Regions from separate parts of the Homo sapiens genome. Here region 2 is linked to region 1. Evidence: read pairs that join two places in POLR2A ChIA-PET (ENCODE). Cell type or tissue: HCT116. All regions are shown on one strand. Links, peaks and the distances in the headings refer to the core of each region. The heading gives the core; the rest is flanking DNA. Region 1 overlaps ODAD2 (outer dynein arm docking complex subunit 2). Region 2 overlaps ODAD2 (outer dynein arm docking complex subunit 2).

The links. Peaks named below come from ENCODE experiments on the same cell type or tissue, not always from the same donor. Only the 100,000 strongest peaks of a DNase experiment are listed, where the experiment ranks them.
Region 2: POLR2A ChIA-PET joins it to region 1 with 5 read pairs; 2 of 35 experiments call an interaction of 5 or more read pairs at or near these places.

What each region holds. Positions count from the first base shown.
Region 1 is chr10:27,940,077-27,945,462 of GRCh38, reverse strand. ODAD2 (outer dynein arm docking complex subunit 2) reads left to right here. Exons shown (of 20, transcript NM_018076.5): 11 at 501-647; 12 at 1,032-1,241; 13 at 4,658-4,900. Among named protein-coding and RNA genes, the nearest start is that of ODAD2, 56 kb to the left of the region's middle. In HCT116, for the core only: no CTCF peak of the experiment used is centred there; no DNase peak of the experiment used is centred there.
Region 2 is chr10:27,862,514-27,867,899 of GRCh38, reverse strand. ODAD2 (outer dynein arm docking complex subunit 2) reads left to right here. Exons shown (of 20, transcript NM_018076.5): 18 at 5,278-5,386. Among named protein-coding and RNA genes, the nearest start is that of MKX, 120 kb to the right of the region's middle. In HCT116, for the core only: no CTCF peak of the experiment used is centred there; a DNase peak (open chromatin) is centred at 2,297; H3K27ac peaks cover 691 bases.

The DNA.
Region 1 (5,386 bases), core at 244-5,243:
CCCAATCCCACGGCCCTCAAACCACCTACTCTAGGTTCCAGTATGGATTGCGGTGCTGCTTCCTGCACGTTTTCCTTTTCTCTGAGTTCTCCCTATTCCGGACTGTTCTATGCACATCTGTAGGAATAATTTTCAGACGTGCTTTGCATTATGCAATACCCTGTTCAAGAACTGGGGGAACCATCTCTTAGCTCTGTGTACATCTTGCATTCCTCAGTCAGCCTCTCAAGGCTGTCCCCATGACTCTTTAATAGATGAATACCACCTGATGTTAAAGCTGTTTAAAGGAGACAGCCTGCCTTTAAATGTTGAATCTTAATTGGAACAATGTTTTATGATGCTCTGTACAGCTTTTCCATGCTTCGGCTCTACCTGATTCATTTAACAAATTCTAGCCCACTCAGAGACATGTTTTCCAGTTCATGGATTCGTAACTACTTAGTGCATTTCTATGGGAATGCGGTGTTCCTTAACCTTTCTCTGGCATTGCATCTTTGTAGGGAGGAAATCAAACAGCTACAGTGATTGCGTTGTGTTCAATGAGGGATTTCAGCTTAGCTCAAGAAACCTGCCAGTTGGCCATCAGAGATGTTGGAGGCCTGGAAGTGCTGATAAATTTGCTTGAAACCGATGAAGTCAAATGTAAGGTGAGTGGCTCTGTCACCTTGGATGCGGAGTCTTGTTCCCACCTTCCTGGGCTCTCTTCTTAGCTCTAGGTTTCTGCCATGCCTCGTTGCCTGGTTCTTGTCTTTATCTGCTATTATTGCTGATGACCTGCTGATTCTGTTCACTGAGCTTTCTCTTTTTTCTACTTTTCTTCTTTTTTTGCTCTTCTCCATTCATCTCTCATGCTTCCTGAATGAGGATTGTTTACTTAAATGAAAGAGAATATGCCAGATGTGTGTAACCTCTGGGAATGGAAATGATTTCTTAAAAAACTTAACTGGGGAAGGATTTTAGGTATACTCGGAATTTTTAAAAACATAGCACGGGTTACATATTCGCCACTCATCTTTTTTTTTCTCACACAGATTGGTTCATTAAAAATACTGAAGGAAATCAGTCATAATCCTCAAATCAGACAGAATATTGTTGACCTTGGGGGCTTACCAATTATGGTGAATATACTTGATTCTCCACACAAGAGTCTAAAATGTTTGGCAGCCGAGACTATCGCGAATGTTGCCAAGTTTAAAAGAGCACGGCGGGTGGTGAGGCAGCACGGGGGTATCACCAAACTGGTGAGTAGCCGTGATGTTGTCATCGTCATCTAGTGCCAGCCGCCACTGCACACAGCTCCTTGCTGTCCTTTCTGGCCACGCTGGAAATTCCATAGCCATGAGAGCGTGTTCCAGGAGCCTTCTGTCTGTATCGCTTGCCCTTAAGAATTATTTTTGCATATTTATATTAGTGAGTGTCCAAAACAAAAACATCTTCAAACTCATTTTTTGAAGAAATAGGACAGTTTTAAAGCAGATGTAACTGTCACCACCTATTGTACGTTGTTAGGAATGCATCCAAGTATACATGCATGGGAGGTAAGAGATAGTGAGACCTGCTGCTCGGTGGAATGCTGAAAACTTTAAAACGTCAAAAGCTTTACAACTTAAAAGCTGTTGACATCTATGATGCCTTTTTTTTTTTTTTTTTTTTTTTTTTTTTTTTTTGAGACAGAGCCTCACTTCTGTGGCTCAGGCTGGAGTGCAGTGGCGCGATCTTGGCTCACTGCAACCTCCGCCTACGGGGTTCAAGCGTTCAAGCAATTTTCCTGTCTCAGCCTCCCAAGTAGCTGAGACTACAGGTGCCCGCCATCAAGCCCGGCCAATTTTTATATTTTTAGTAGAGACAGAGTTTCACTATATTGGTCAGGCTGGTCTTGAACTCCTGAGCTCAGGTAATCCGCCCACCTTGGCCTCCGAAAGTGCTGGGATTACAGGTGTGAGCCAACGCACCCAGCCTGAAAAGTATATTTAATAGCAAGGAATAAAATGTATAATATTTAATATTGTATAAAATCATGACAGGATTAAAAACTGTTATCTATGATCCCAGTTTTTAAAGATGTACCTACCATCTTTAAAAAAAACCACTAGAAATAAACACACAAATTGCTCTCAGGAGTTTTCTCTGAATTGACTGATTTTTCTGCCTGCATTTCTACATTTGCCAATTTGTCTTCTTTGTCTAAGTCTTGCTTTTGTAATCAGAAAAAATAATTTTCTCAATAGCTGGCATCAAAAGAAAAATACCAGAATCCTGCTTACCACCTTTGCCATCATTAGGAAAGATCTTTAAAAAGTCAACATGTTTTCACTTTCTTAGTAAGGATCAATAGATCTTGTGTCTCACCCAGAGCTGTTATCTTACTGTATTGTTTCCACTTCTGCACTTTAAGTGACAGGCCTTATTCATCCTAGTGTCTTTCACAGCACTTAGCCCAGTACCTTACCCGTATGAACGGTTAATAAATACCTGTTGGATAAATATGGATTTTAATGTAAATAGGTACACTGAAAAATGTGTTCAGAAATTTTCCAAAAGACATTCTGTGTTTTCACTTGTCATCTGTAAAGCACTATAAATGTATTTGTTTCAAAAATGAGATAGACTTATGGCTGGATAGATGGATGAATAGATGGTGAAATATGTAATAAAACGAATGTGGCAGAATGTTAATTAGAGACTCCAGGTGGTGGATGTAGGGAGGTTTGTGTGCAATCATTGTACAATTCTTAAAGCTTTTCTGTTCGAAAATTTTCATTAAAATGTTACAGAAAATTTAATTATTACTATGATTATCATTATTCTGCTTAAATAATGAAACAATTTGGTAGGTTGATGTGACTGTCTACTGACACTACTCCCATTAAATTATAAGAATGGATAATGTAACATAAAATATGTTTTATGCATCACATTCAGGAACCTAGTACAGTAAGTCTTCATTCAATATCATCAACAGATTCTCAAAAATTGTGACTTTAAGCAAAACAACATGTAACAAAACCAGTTTTCCTATAGACTAACTGATATAAACAAGAATTAAGTTCCTATGGCATTTTTCTGGTCACAAAAATATCACCAGACTTCTAAATGAAGACCCCAACACTTCCAACATTAAAAATTGAAATGACTGTGACCTATACGTACATTTAAGAAAGATTCATCAAAACAACTAAGACAATTATTTAACCAATTTTTGGTGAATCAACCAGTAGTGCTGGTCATAGTGGCAGTGGGTTAAATCAAGGAATAAATTTTTGCAAGGCAAAGATTGTGAGGAGCACCTGCTAACCACCATGCAATTCCAAAACAGTCACAAATGCTACGGGCTTTCTGAGCACTTCCATACTGCATCATTTATTGTTGTGCATCTGTGTTCAATCCCACGGTCTTAGAATTTTTCCCACGTTCCTATCCCACCTGCAGTCAGTACCTGGAAGCCTCCATACCCCATCCCCGTCTTTCCTGGGGCCATAACTAATTAGACCAGGAGTGTCCACCTGTCTCAAGCCAGTCCCACTGGATCTCTCTCCCAGGAACTTGGAATTGGGATTGAAAGACTCTACCTAGCCTAGGCTATTATTCCCTTATAAATTTGAGATTGGTGGTTACGGGCAGTATCTGTGGAAGTTGACCTTCAGGGACAGAAGAATGGAGTAGACGTGCATAGATGATGGCTCCCAAGCCCCAGATAGAGACAGTGAGCCTGCAAGGAAGGCTGACAGCCAATTGCAGCTCTAGGGAGGTCTGACTTCCCTTCCTCCATGGGGCAACCTGACATACTGCTTAATCCTTATAGTAAATTGCCTTTCCCTTAAGATCTTCAGTGACTTTAGTTATTGCAAAAAAAAAAAAAAAAAAAACTGGATGCTGGCAGTTGTGCTGTTTGGTTTGGTTGGTTTCAGTAGCACATGAGGCAGGCTATGTCCTCCAAAGAGATCTCATGGTTTTTTTTTTTTCTTTTTTTTGGTTCGGGGGGCAGGATCTTGCTTTGTTGCCCAGGCTGGAGTGCAGTGGTGTGATCATAACTCACTGCAGACTTGAACTCCTGGGCCCAAACAATCCTCCCACCTCAGCCTCCTGAGTAGCTGGGACTACACACATGCACCACCACATCCAGCTTTTTTTTTTTTTTTCCAGTGGAAACAGGATCTTGCTATGTTGTTCAGGCTGGTCTCTAATTCCTGGCCTCAAGTGATCCTCCCACCTCGAGCTCCTAAAGTGTTGTGATTACAGGCGTGAGCCAGTGTTCCTGGACAGGTCTTGTGGCTTTAAGGTGTATAGTCCATTCAGTTCTCCTTAGAAAGTGCTAATGGTTTTAGGGAAGCTAGTTTTCTGAGATGTTTGGGCTGAGGATGTGGTTTACAAATATGATTGATGTAAATATTAGAGCCATGTTAAGAAAATACTATCTTGGTGGGCTTACATTTCTTGTGGGAAGGAAATGTATAAGCTCCCAAATCTGGAGGAAGGTTTTTTGTAGGGTTTTGTTTCTTTGCTTTCCGTGGCTGCTATGGAGTACGAAAAGTGATTTTTTAAAGCATTCTTGTTTTTGACGGAGGTGAGCTTGGTAAGGAACACTGTAGCTATTGAAGAATGCCTTAAATGTTCTTTTTAAGATTTCCATGAACATTGGATTTATCTATTATTATAGGTTGCTCTACTAGACTGTGCACATGATTCCACAAAACCTGCCCAATCGAGTCTGTATGAGGCCAGAGACGTGGAAGTGGCTCGCTGTGGGGCACTGGCCCTGTGGAGCTGCAGTAAGAGTCATACGAATAAAGAAGCCATCCGCAAAGCTGGGGGCATTCCTCTGTTGGCTCGGCTGCTGAAGACTTCTCATGAAAACATGCTAATTCCAGTGGTGGGGACATTGCAAGAGTGTGCATCAGAGGTACTCATGCCAGTTCTGCTTCCCTTGCCTTCTCAACTTGACTTTCTTTAGTCCAAAAGTTGTTTCTAAGGTTATCATGATGGCTCAAGGACATTCTTTTTCTAGAAGTCAGCATTCTATGAGAAAGAGAAGATCCAACTGATAGGACGTTAATTAAATCAGTACCTGTGATATATATACACATATATGTATATATATATATCTCACACATATATACTGACATTTATATAAATCTCACACGTATATGCTGACATTTATATATATATCACACATATATACTGGCATTTATATATATATCACATATACTGACATTTATATATATATCACACATATATGCTGACATATATATCTATACACTATATATATATACACACACACAAACACACATATGTGTATATTAATTCAGTTGATTCTCTTATTGATGTAGGGATATGTTAAGCTTGGACTATGGTGATTATTTCCTAAGAAAGTTTGTTCAGCATGTTT
Region 2 (5,386 bases), core at 274-5,273, 78 kb after region 1:
TCAGCTCACTGTAATCTCTGCCTCCCAGGTTCAAGCGATTCTCATGCCTCAGCCTCCCAAATAGCTGGGATTACAGGTTCACGCCACCATGCCCAGCTAATTTTTGTATTATAGTAGAGATGGGATTTCACTTTGTTGGCCAGGCTGGTCTCAACCTCCTGACCTCAAGTGATCCGCCTGCCTCAGCCTTCCAAAGTGCTGAGATTACAGGCGTGAGCCACTGCACCCAGCCCTTGCTTATTTGTAAGTGAAATGAGTTTTCCTGGTCTTTTAGAAGGGAGATGTGGACTAGGATGGCACTGCTACTTTCTTGATTCCCAGGATTCCATTGTCATCTTCACAGTGATGCAGGGTGCATTCTGGCCCCTCTGCTTCCACCCTCCCTTTTTATCTGAACTTTCTTAGTCCTTCATCCCAGTGTCTCTGCGTTGCTCAATTTGGATGATGCTATTCCGTGTAGTTTCTCTTCTGTGCATGGCTTTGTCCCAGAAAAGGCTTCAGTTTGTAGTTTTACCAATTCATGGAACTCAGGCCTAACAGAACACCCCAGCACCATCAGACTTTGTGGCATTGTAGTCTTATCCGTTCATCACAGCCTGAAAAGTCCATTCGCAGCTGCTTCTGCTGCTGTTCTGGAACTTTCCAGTGAGAACTTCATGGCCCTTTGGGGTTTCTTGGCTCTCAAGACCTTCACAAATGCCTCTGCCTTCCCACTGTGGTTGCTAGTTTGTCCCTCCAAGTCTGCTTGTGCTTTGGGGTCAGTTGTGGGTATCTTGTTCACCTACTATGGTGTATATTGTCCATTGTGTTTTTTGTTTTGCTCTACTATCTGCACTGTTTTCATAGGGAGAATGAGATTCAAACACTTTGCCACTATCATCTGTCCAGAATTCCTCCCGGTTTTCTTGAGAAAAAAAAAAGAAGTTCTGTGATTTTGTCATTGACAAATGTATGAGACTATTGACATCTATAACATCATTGAGATAGTTCGGATATTTTCCCCTCCAAATCTCATGTTGAAATTTGATCCCCAGTGTTGGAGTGGGGTCTAATGGGAGGAGTTTGGGTCATGGGGGCTGATCCCTTATGAATGCCTTGGTGCCAGCTTTGTAATGAGTGAGTTCTTCTTGGTCTATTAGTTCCCACCAGAACTGATTGTTAAAAGTCTTTTAAAAAGTCTGGCACCTCCCTCCCCTCTCTTGCTTCCTTTCTTTTACCATGTGATGCCTACTTCCTTTCACCTTCTACCATGAGTGGAAGCTTCCTGAGGCCCTCACCAGAAGCAGATGCTGGCACCATGTTTCTTGTAAAGCCTGCAGAACCATAAGCCAAATAAACTTATCTTCTTTATAAATTACCCAGTAATTTATAAAGTATCCCTTCATAGTAACACAATTGGACCAAGATGATCCTTGGAAAAGTTGAGCTTTGGGGCTATGCTTTTGAAGTCCCCTGAAATTCTAAGAGCCCCTGTTTTTGCTTTTGAATTTACATGTGCATGGCCTCATTTGAGCCAAGTATATGGTTAGGATTTACAAATCACAATATTGTGAGGGGGCTCTGGGGTCAGACAGATCTGGAATCAAATCCTGCTTCTGCCACTCTGTCATTTTACCTTTTACATGTTAATTTATTCCTCTGGGTTTTCTTCATCTATGACATGCAAATACTAAAGCTCCATCTACCACCACTAACTGCCTCAAAGGGTAATTAGGATTAAACAGTGTTGGATATTTCAAGGTTAATACATTCATGTTTATAGTATTTTGATTTGAGAGCATCCTAATGCATAGAAGTGTAATAAAGTGACAGTATAGAAGACAATTGAAAATATAATCATTTCTTTTGTATTACACAGAAATCTTTATTGTAGAATTTTACAAAGAATGGCAATTAACTATTTTTCCAAATAAGCTTATGAATACATCAGAATTTAGAAGTATGTCCTAACTATCAGAAATTGTATTTAGATTTACTATTGAGAACCAGCCCACCAATATTGCTGCTGTCACTTCTCTCAGCAATCAGGTAAGGCAACGTGTTACAGAGAGAAAGTGGCTTCGCCCTCACACTTGCATAGAACCTGACTCGTGTCCTGCCTTCACCATTTAGTAGGAGTTTAGTTTGGTTTGTTGTAACCACAGTGAAAGCTTTCTTTTAAGGCTATGAGTTTGCAAACAATCAAATTCAATGAATGTTAGTTGAGTATCTACTAACTGCTAGAAACTGGCATAGGTACCAGGCATTCAACAATGAATGAGACAGCAAGAGTCCTCACCCTCCTGGGACTTACAGTTCAGGGTCAAAGACAAACAAAGAAACCACAACTATGTGCAGTGATAGGTGCTGTCATACAGGAGAACCAGGTATTATGGAAGATGCCACTTAACCCAGACTTGAGGTTCAGGAAAGGTTTCCTGAAGAAGAGCATACCTTAGTTGGCAGCTGAAGATGTGTAGGAATTCCCAAGCTAACAGGAAGACAGACAGAAAAGGTTTGTGCAGACTTGTGGAGACATGCACATTTGAGGACATGAAAACTGAAGGACTAATTCATAAAGTAGTGTTCCCTCTACTGGCTGGAGAGTTTTTAAAAATACAAATATTTTAGTGGACCTCACCCAGACTTAATGAATCACATTCTCAGGGAATGAGTGCCAGGGTTCTTATTATTAGCTCACATAGAGAGCCACTGGCTCAGGGTATATGTGGGGGAGGTTGGAGAAGAGGTGTCAAGGCAGGGAAGTTGAGGCTGGAGAGATAAACCAGGGGTGCACCTTGAAAGGTTTGCAAACAACGTTGTGGAGTTTGAATTTTATCCTAAGGGCAGGGGTTGCTGTGGAAGAATTTGGTGGGTATGGAGATGGGATCATCAGATTTACGGTTTCTAATGATCACTCAGTTGAGTAACACATGGTGCCTACCTTCATGAGGGATACAATCTATTTTATAAGGTTCAACCTCTTTGAGCCTCACTTTTAAAAACCTAAAATGGAAATAATACCCATTTTGCATGATTCCTGTGAGGTTTAACTGAAATAACTTATGTGAAGTGCGTAGTACCATGCCTGATACGCCGTTGGGATGCAAAAGATGTGAATTATTATTATTTGAGAAAGTGATAGAGCCAAGTAATTGGTGGACATTACACTCACCCCCATACAACCTTAGAGAAGGTGGAGATCTGACTCCAAGATCTTCTGACAAATTCTTTTCCTTGGCCCACACCTGGGACACCAGAAAGAGCCCACTATCACCCCACTCCTCACTCTCCCCTCACTCCCCACTCTCACCTCACTCCCCACTCTCACCTCACTCCCCATTCTCACCTCACTCCCCGCTCTCACCTCACTCCCCGCTCTCACCTCACTCCCCGCTCTCACCTCACTCTCCACTCTCACTTCACTCCTCACTCTCTAATTTGCATGGCTTTAGTTACAGTCTTTATTCTGATGAATTCCAAATCTCCACTTCCAGCCTGTTTTTTTTTTCTAAGCTCCAAGCCCATACATTCATCTGCATCCTAGATAGTTCCACTTAAATGTCTGTGGGTACTTCATTCAAATTAGGTCTTCTAATATCATATGCCACCCCAAGAAAACCAAACCAAGTCAAACCAAACCCAGCTCTTCCAACATTAGCCCTACTAAGTTGAGCCAGAGACGTGGGAATCATCTCAAATCACTCATCTCTATCTTCTCCAAGCAAGCTTCCCAAATCCACAATCTTCTCTCCAGGCATAGACCACCACCCTCCCCCAAACCATCACCACTTCCCATGTGGTCTAGCGAAATAGCCCCTGTGTTCCCTATACCATTCTTTGCACCCACTCCAACCCTGCACCCTGTAATTCTGAGAAATCTTCTAAGATAAAAAATTGATAAAAATCCTTCCCCCACACTTCAGCCTCTTCAGGGGCTTTCCAATGCCCTTAAAAATGAACTCCAAACCCTTTACCAAGATGCTCCCTGAAGGATCTTAAAGGTGAGACCCTTCAAGATCTCACCTCTTAAGTCTCACTTTCTCCCATGCTGCCTTTCTTATTTTGTGCTCCAGTCATTCTGAACTAGAAAAAAAAAAAATCACCTTCTCTCTCGCTGTCAGATCTGTGCAACATGATGATTTGTCCAACCAGAATCCCTTTCACGCTGGATAACTTTTTGTCCCTTAGGCCTTGGGGAGTCAGCCCTTGAACCTTTATATTAGTTGAGGTTTCCTCATTGTATGGATTTGTAGTCTCTTCATCTCCTCCTCCCTCCAGTGCTATTTGTTATACTTGTAATTTCTTAATGCCCATCTTCCCCACCAGTTGTAGGCAACATCATGGCAAAAGAATATATAAAGTCGATCCACATTATTCACAAATTCTCCTTGGGAATTTGCCTACTTGCTCAAATTTACTTGTAACCCCCTACTCAATATGGTCATTCTTGGACATGCACAGAGAAGTGAAAAATTTGAGTCGTCCAATGCACACGTTCTCAGCTGAGGCTGAAGAAGGCGATTCTCTGCCTTCTTGTTTCATTTCTCATACTGTAAGCAAGTGTCCATTTTGCAGTCCATTTAGTGCCATAATTTTTGGATTTTTGTGCTTTTTGTTGGTTATTTCACTGTTCACAGTGGCCCCCAGATGTGGTGCTGAGGTGCTGCCTATGGTTTGTAAGGGCAAGAAGGCTGTGGTGTGCCTGAAAGAGAAAATATCTGTGTTAAATAAGCTCCATTGCATGAGCTATAATGCTGTTGGCCATGAGTTCAATATGAATGAATGAACAATATATATGAAATCAGGTGTCTTCAAACAGAAATACACATAAAACAAGGTTATGTATCCATCAACTGATGAAAATGTTGTAGCCAGAGGCTTGCAGGAACCTAGTCCTATGTTTCTCCTAAGAGAAAAAGTTTAGTATTGGCTGATTCAGTGTTTGCAATTACTTTATAGAACAAAGCTACCACAAATAGTAAGAATCAACTGTACTTTAATAACTTTGATATCCTCAGTAGCTAACACAGTGACTCTCCTGTAATATTCAATAAATATTTTTTGAAACTGAATTTTTATATGTGCTACATATGTATATAGACTTATACATATGTACACACACACACTTTATACATATACATGTAGAAATAATATATAATATAGAAATAAATTAAGTTGAAGTAGTCTTTCATGCCAAAGATGTACCTCACAGCTGTATTGTTACTTTCTGCCTCTTAAAAAATGCCTAAATGTAGGTTTAGTTTTGATACCATCTTTACTTTTATTTTTGTCTAGGATGCTGGGGAAATGGTTCGTTCCTTTGTTGGTGGTTTGGAACTTATTGTCAATTTACTGAAATCAGATAACAAAGAAGTTCTGGCAAGTGTATGTGCTGCCATTACCA